Regions from separate parts of the Homo sapiens genome. Here region 1 is linked to region 2. Evidence: read pairs that join two places in POLR2A ChIA-PET (ENCODE). Cell type or tissue: K562. All regions are shown on one strand. Region 1 overlaps TTBK2 (tau tubulin kinase 2). Region 2 overlaps TGM7 (transglutaminase 7).

What was found. Peaks named below come from ENCODE experiments on the same cell type or tissue, not always from the same donor. Only the 100,000 strongest peaks of a DNase experiment are listed, where the experiment ranks them.
Region 1: POLR2A ChIA-PET joins it to region 2 with 6 read pairs; 2 of 35 experiments call an interaction of 5 or more read pairs at or near these places.

The regions. Positions count from the first base shown.
Region 1 is chr15:42,858,616-42,862,615 of GRCh38, reverse strand. The region is part of intron 3 of TTBK2 (tau tubulin kinase 2); the gene reads left to right. Among named protein-coding and RNA genes, the nearest start is that of TTBK2, 60 kb to the left of the region's middle. In K562, no CTCF peak of the experiment used is centred here; no DNase peak of the experiment used is centred here.
Region 2 is chr15:43,291,739-43,295,738 of GRCh38, reverse strand. TGM7 (transglutaminase 7) reads left to right here. Exons shown (of 13, transcript NM_052955.3): 2 at 2,108-2,290; 3 at 2,785-3,030; 4 at 3,642-3,760. Among named protein-coding and RNA genes, the nearest start is that of TGM7, 8.5 kb to the left of the region's middle. In K562, no CTCF peak of the experiment used is centred here; a DNase peak (open chromatin) is centred at 2,078; H3K27me3 peaks cover 1,489 bases.

The DNA.
Region 1 (4,000 bases), 430 kb after region 2:
CGCCTGGCCATAGATGGCTATTATTTTGAGATATGTTCTTTTGATGCCTAGTCTGTTGAGGGTATTTATCATGAAGGAATGTTGGATTTTATTGAAAAATTTTTTTTGCATCTAATTGAGATGACTATATGGTTTTTGTTTTTAATTCTGTTTATGTGGTGAATCACATTTTTTTATTTGCATGTGTTGAACCAACTGTGCATCCCAAGAATAAAGCCTACTTGATCATGGTGAATTAACTTTTGGATGTGCTGCTGGATTTGGTTTGCTAGTATTTTGTTGAGGATTTTTGTGTCTGTGTTCATCATGGATATTGGCCCGAAGTTTTCTCTTTTTATTGTGTTTCTGCCAAATTTTGGTATCAGGCTAATGCAGGTTTCATAGAATGAATTAGGGAGGAGCCACTCATCCTCATTTTTTTTTTAAATAGTTTCAGTCGGATTGATACCAGTTCTTTGTGCAGCTGGTAGAATTGGGCTGTGAATCTGTCTGGTTCAGAGCTTTTTTTGGTTGGTAGGTTTTTTATTACTGATTCAATTTTGAGTCTTGTTGTTGGTCTGTTCAGGTTTTCACTTTCTTCCTGGTTTAATATTAGGAGTTTGTGTGTTTCCAGGAATGTATCCATGTCCTCTAGATTTTCTAGTTTGTGTGCTTAGAGGTGTTCATAATAACTTCGGAGGATCTTTTGTACTTCCGTGGGATCAGTTATCATCCTTGTCATTTCTGATTGTGCTTATTTGGATCTTCTCTTTTTCCCCCTTTGGTAATGTAGCTAGTGCTGTCAATCTTGTTTATTCTTTTGACAAATTAGCTCTTTATTTCATTGATCATTTGTATGGATTTTTGTGTCTCAATTTTGTTCAATTCTTCTCTGATTTTATTTATTTATTTTCTTTTGCTAGCTTTGGGATTAGTTTGTTCTCTTTTTTTTTCTATTCTATGCAAGATATTAGATTGTTAATTTTAGATCTTTCTGACTTCTTGATAAAGGCATTTAGTGCTACAAACTTTCCTCTTAACATTGCTTTAACTGCATCCCAAATATTTTGGTAAGTTGTGTCTCTATTTTTATTAATTTCAATGATTTTTTTATTTCTGCCTTAATTTCATTGTTCACACATGAGTTATTCAGGACTAGGTTAACTTCCATGTATTTTTGTAGTTTTGATAGATCTTTTTGGTATTGATTTCTATTTTTATTGCACTGTGGTCTGAGAGTGCTAGGTTTTGATTTTTTGAATTTATTGAGACTTGCTGTATGACCTAGCATGTGGCCAATCTTAGAATATGTTCCATGTGCAGATAAGAAGAATGTATATTCTGTGGTTATTGGGTGGAGTATTCTGTAGATGTCTATTAGGTCTAATTGGTTGAGTGTCGAGTTTAAGTCCAGAATTTCTTTGTTAGTTTTCTGCCTTGATGATTTGTCTAATGCTGTCAATGGGCTGTTGAAGTCTCCCACTATTATTGTGGGGCTAAGTCTTTTCATAGGTCAAGAAGAACTTGTTTTATGAATTTGGATGCTTCAATATTGGGTGCATATGTATTTAGGATAGTTAAGTCTTACTGCATTGAACCTGTTATCATTATATAATACCCTTCTTTGTCCTTCTTGATTGTTGTTGGTTTAAATTCTGTTTTGTCTGATATAAGAATACCCAGCTTTAGGCCAGGCTCAGTGGCTCATCCCTGTAATCCCAGCACTTTGGGAGGCTGAGGTGGGTGGATCACCTGAGGTCAGGACTTCAAGACCAGCCTGGCCAACGTGGTGAAACCCCATCTCTACTAGAAATACAAAAAGTTAGCCAGGCATGGTGGTGCACTTGGGAGGCTGAGGCAGGAGAATCGCTTGAACCTGGGAAGCGGAGGTTGCAGTGAGCTGAGATCCGCCATTACACTCCAGCCTGGGCAACAGGAGTGTAAAGGCATTTAGTGTAGCACTAAATGCCATCTCAAAAAAAAAAAAAAAAAAAAAGAAAGAATACCCCAGCTAAGGTTTAATTTTTTGTGGAGATGGGGTCTCACTATTGCCTGAACTGAACTCCTGGGCTCAAGGAGTTCAGTTGGTCTTGAGCTCCTGGGCTCAAGCGATCCAACCCCCTTGACTTCCCAAAGTGTTGGGATACAGGGATGAGCTACTGTGCCTGGCTAATTTTTGTTGTTGTTGTTGTTGTTCCTCTATAGGTAAGGCTTGTTTTTCTTTTCCCTCTAGCTTCATTCAGAATTTTTTCTTTTTTTTCAAACTGCTTCTTCAGAGTCAGAATTGTTTCTTTATCTTTGATTTTTGATAGCTAGAAAATAGTATGTTTAGATGTAGGTTTTTGGGGTTTTTTGTTTGTTTGTTTGTTTTGCATTTATCCCACTTGGCGTTTTCTGAATTTCCTGGATTTGTGGTTTGGTGTTTGATATTAACTTGGGGAAATTCTTAGTCATTGATTCATATAGTTACCTGTTCCTTTCTCTCTTTCCTTTCTGGTGTTCCCTTTGTGTATGGTTGTGTTATGTCTTTTATAGTTGTTCCTTAATCCTTTCTTCTGTTTCTTTGTTTTCTTTTTTTGTCTTTGTCCTCTTTGATTTTCTCTTTTGGAGGTTTCTGTAGATACATCCTCAAGCTCAGATACTTTTTTTTTTCTCCTCAGCTGTGTCCAGTCTACTAATAAGCCTATAAAAGGCATTCATCATTTCTGTTACAGTGTTCTTGATCTTTAGTGTTTTCTTTTCGTTCTTTCTTAGGATTTTCATCTCTGCTTACATTACCCACCTCTTCTTGCATGCTGTCTACCTTATCCATTAGAGCCCTCAGCATATTAATCAGTGTTGTTTTAAATTCCTGATCTGATTGTTTCAACATCCCTGCCATGTTTGGTTCTGATATTTATTTGCTTTTTCTATTCAAATTGTGTTTTTTTTGCCTTCTAGTATTCCTTGTATATTTTTCTTGATGGCTAGACATAATGTACTGCATAAAAGCAAATGCCAAAAATAGACTGTTAGTAATGTGGTAATGGGTGGAGAGAGGGGAGGCATTCCATAGTCCTATTATTAGTTCTCAGTTTTTTAGTGTGCCTATACTTCTGGACTGTGAAGCACCTCCTAAGTGCTTCTAGTCCCCCCGCACCCCATTAGGTGAGACAGGATAGTTAGAATGGGTTGCATTTGGGTATTTCCTCTCCGCCAGATCCATTAAGCTTCAGTAAAACCCCAGGCCAGGTATGGTGCACTGCTCATGCCTGTAATCCCAGCACTTTGGGAGGCTGAGGTGGGTGGATTGCTTGAGCCCAGGAGATTGAGATCAGCCTGGGCAATGTGGTGAAATCCCACCTATACAAAACATACAAAAAATTATCTGGACATGGTGGTGTGCACCTGTAGTCCCAGCTACTCAGGAGGCTGAGAGGTGGGAAGATCACTTGAGCCCAGAAGGTCAAGGCTGCAGTGAGCTGTGATTATGCCACTGCACTCCAGCCTGGGCAACAGAGTAACACCCTGCCTGATAAAATACAAAAATTAAAATTAAAATTAAATAAAAAATAAATAAATAAAACAAACTCCAGCAGGTTAGGTGTAGTTAACTTATTTCTCCTGAGGGCAGACCTTGTTAGGAAGAACAGAATGCTGTGGCATATTTAAAAATGGTTCCTTTTCTCTTCTCCCTGCTGGAAGCATGAGGGAATTTTTCTCCTATATATACTGTAAAAAACTAGTTGAACTCCTGGAGATAAAACTCACAAAAGCATGACTTCTGTCTAATATTTCTGTAAATTTCAGGGAACATACCTATGACTAGGTACCCCTGAAGTTTTAAAGTATTGGGCTTGTTGACACCTAGCCTCCAGCAATCTGTCAGTTGCAATTCAGGTTTTTCTACTCTGGCACTGGTTCCCGTGTATGATTCTGCTCTGGTATGTCATAACTCTCTGTGTCTGCCCATCTCTCTTTCCAATTTTGGAGGCAGCAGTTTGCTCTAAGAAGAGTTGGTGATTTTTTCACTTGTTCGGCT
Region 2 (4,000 bases):
TGACACATTTATGGAAAAGATGAAAACTGGATTTGATTTTAGATTGTGAAGGAAATTAACATTGACTTCAGCTTTATTCAAAGATTAGATGTAGTTAAAGCAGTTGAACAGCTATGCCCAAAGAGTTTTTTTTCTAGTTCTATGTTTTTTTGAGATGGAGTTGCTCTGTCACCCAGGCTGGAGTGCAATGGGGCAATCCTGGCTCACTGCAACCTCTACCTCCTGGGCTCAGGCAATTCTCCCGCCTCAGCCTCCCAAGAAGCTGGGATCACAGGCACTCACCACCAGGCCTGGCTAATTTTTGTATTTTAGTAGATGCAGGGTTTCACCATGTTGGCCAGGTTGGTCTCGAACTCCTGACCTCAAGTGATTCACCCTTCTTGGCCTCCCAAAGTGCTGGGATTACAGGCGTGAGCCATGGTGCCCAGCCCCAAAGAGTATTTCTTAATGGCTCAGTGTTAACATGGAAGAAAGAGCTGATGATACACAACTGGCCACCAACTTAGGCTCTAATGCTTAGAAACATCTTATTACTGATTACTTAGATGAAGACTGGAAGACAGTTTAGCCAGTCTAGAGATGGAAAAGTAAAATATTTGGGTCAAAAAATCAGAATCTATCAACCTGGGCAACATAGGGAGATGCTGTCTCTACAAAATACAAAAAAAATACTGTAGGGCATGGTAGCCCATAACTGTGGTCCAACATACTTGTGAAGCTGAGATGGGAGGATCACTTGAGCCCAGAATGAAGGCTGAGGCTGCAGTGAGCCAGGAGCATGCCATTGCACTCCAGCCGGGCTGCAGAGTGAGACCCTGTCTCCAAAAAAAAAAAAGGATCAAGATAGGTAGGAAAGATGCAAAAACATTAAGAACCTCTGTGGAAGTTCAAAATACAAATGGCACAAAAACTGGCTGGGAGCAAATATGAGTTTTTCCTTTAGGATGCTGCTTAGCAGCCTCTCTTCCCAGTAAAAAATGTCTTCAGACATTGCCAAATGTCCTCCAGGGCACGGAATTTCCCGTTGAGAACCACTGAGATAAACTGATGTACTACTAGAGGAAAGACCTGATGAACTTTTGTCGACAGTAAATGCAATCTAAACATTGCCAGCAAAGGTCGCAAAAGAAATGCAATTCAAGAACGCATGATTCCTACCAGTAAGAGTAACTAATATTGACTCCTTACTCTGTACCTGGCACAACGCCAAGGTCCTTCCATGGGCATCCTCACTTAACGCCCACATGAACCCTATAAGGTAGGAATACAATTGTCTCCATTTTTCAGATGAGGACACTGATGTCTAGGGATATTAAGTGACTTGCTCGAGGTCTCACAGCCCAGATGATAGACCTGAGGCTGTGTCAGTCCAGAACCTGCCCACTGCCTACTGTGCTATGAGAGTTTTACAACCATGTACCAGGTGTGCACACACAGGAAGCAGGCAGTGCCCTCCTCATAGACCTGGAAATGGCTGAGAAGTCAGAAGTAAGTTACAAGTGACCCAGAGAGTGTCCAGAATTCCAAAGCAGGGACTTGCCCTATGGCTGAAGTCCCAGCTTCCAGTCAGCTCACTGACTTAATTCATACAAAATCCTAGTATGTTTATTCTTATATCAGTAGGATAAAAGGGTGACTTTTAGAAAGATTGTCAACAAATAGTTAAGAGCATGCAGCGGCACTTCAGGGGTTAAGTTTCGGTTATCTGGAATTGTTTCCCTTTTGGGGACCCCAATCCTTGATCATTGTGGCTCCAGGTCCAGACATGGAATTCACCAGTATCAACACTTCCCCATGCCGATCCCCCCGCACACCCCACTCCCCCCGCACAGCCCCCCGCACACCCCACCCCACCCCCGCACACCCCACCCTCCCCAGCACACCCCACCCCCCCGCACACCCCACCCTCCCCAGCACACCCCACGCCCCCGCACACACACACCCGCACGCCCCCCCCGCACACCCCACCTCCCCCCCCGCACGCCCCACCTACCCCCCGCACGCCCCACCACCCGCCGCACCTCCCAGAAATGACTGAGAAGCCACAAGGGATGCCTGAGCCCAGGGGACTGCAGGTGGGCGTGACCTGTCCCCTCCTCTCCCCTAGTGGCAACCTTGCGGCTTGAGTCTGTCGACCTGCAGAGCTCCAGGAACAACAAGGAGCACCACACGCAGGAGATGGGCGTCAAGCGGCTCACTGTGCGCCGCGGCCAGCCCTTCTACCTCCGGCTGAGCTTCAGCCGACCCTTCCAGTCCCAGAACGACCACATCACCTTTGTGGCTGAGACCGGTGAGTTTGCCCTGTCCCAAGGCCCCGCAGGTTCCGTCAAAATGAGGGCATTTACAGAGTCTGCCTGCGGGGCCCCTGCCTTTCCCACCTGAGCTGCCCTCCACTTTCTTGTCCTGGGAGCCCCAGACCCCTCATGCTCAGGACCCTGTTAGTGCTGTTAAGGAGAGATTTGGTCAACTCGGCAAACTGAGGTTGTGGCAGTTAACAACCGACCTGTAGATACACAACAAGCACTGTGCTAAAACTTTACACACATTAGCTCATTTAATCCCCAGGACAAGACTTTCAGGTGGTACTATTATGATCCCCTTTTAACAGATTAAAAAACGGAGGCCTGGGGGTCTTAAATGGTTTGCCTGAGGACACTCGGTGGCAGTAAAAGCCAAAAGCATTAGCAGGTGGTGGGAGAAGGTGACGGTCCTTCCGACTCCCCTGGAATCATATACCATACAGGTTTTTTGAGCCTCACTGTGGGGTCATTCTCTCCTACACAGGACCCAAGCCGTCAGAGCTGCTGGGGACCCGAGCCACATTCTTCCTCACCCGGGTCCAGCCCGGGAATGTCTGGAGCGCTTCTGATTTCACCATTGACTCCAACTCTCTCCAAGTTTCCCTTTTCACACCAGCCAATGCAGTTATTGGCCATTACACTCTGAAAATAGAGATCTCTCAGGGCCAAGGTCACAGTGTGACTTACCCGCTGGGAACTTTCATCCTACTTTTTAACCCTTGGAGTCCAGGTAGGATGTGCCCACAGCTTGTATTGCTAACCTGATCCATTGGGAAGGCCCTGTGAGGTTCTTTGGAAAAAGCCCAGAAAATAAATCGCCACATAGCTATGCAATGTAGTAGCGTGTGCTCTCACAAAAATCATCTTTACAAAGAATTTCTAATGGCATGAGGAAAGTATTCATGACGTGATGTTAAGTGAAAACATTGAAACATTTCCTAATATGAGCCTAATTGTATTAAGTATGCACAGAAAGAGAGAGTGGCTAGAATACACCAAAACATAACGGTGGGTGTCTCTGAGTAGTGGGAGTGAGCAGTTTCCATTGTCTTCTACCCATCTATCTGTATTTTCTGAATCTCTACAATAAGCCAACTCTACAATCAGTCACTTTTACAATCAAGAAAAGATCGTTGGTTTTTAAAGTGTACATTGTATTTCTGGCTTCTAGAAAAGCACATAGTAGACCTTTAAGGGGGTCTAGTCTTAATTTCTGTTGCTATCAACCCATCGACTGTTCCTCCTGTTTTCCAGAAACACGTTGTCGTTACTGTTTTTTAATTTAATACTCTGTTTTTTTGGTTTGGGGTTTTGCCCCCTCCACTACTCTTAACTGCTCAGAGGACGACGTCTACCTGCCAAGTGAAATACTGCTGCAGGAGTATATCATGCGAGATTATGGCTTTGTTTACAAGGGTCATGAAAGATTCATCACCTCCTGGCCCTGGAACTACGGGCAGGTAACACTATTACCCAATGTGGGCCTGGGGTGGGCTCCCTAAGGCTGGTCCTTACACAACCCTGTTATGTAAGGCTGTTATATTACACAGCCCTCATAGAGGGCCACTAATACAGGCGAGGGTGTGAGGGGCTTGGCCAGCTTCACATCCAGTGAGAGGGGCAAGGAAGGAAGGGGTGGATGTCTTTCCTTTTTAGTTTTTAACATTTTATTATGAAAAACCTTAAAACATAATCAAAGT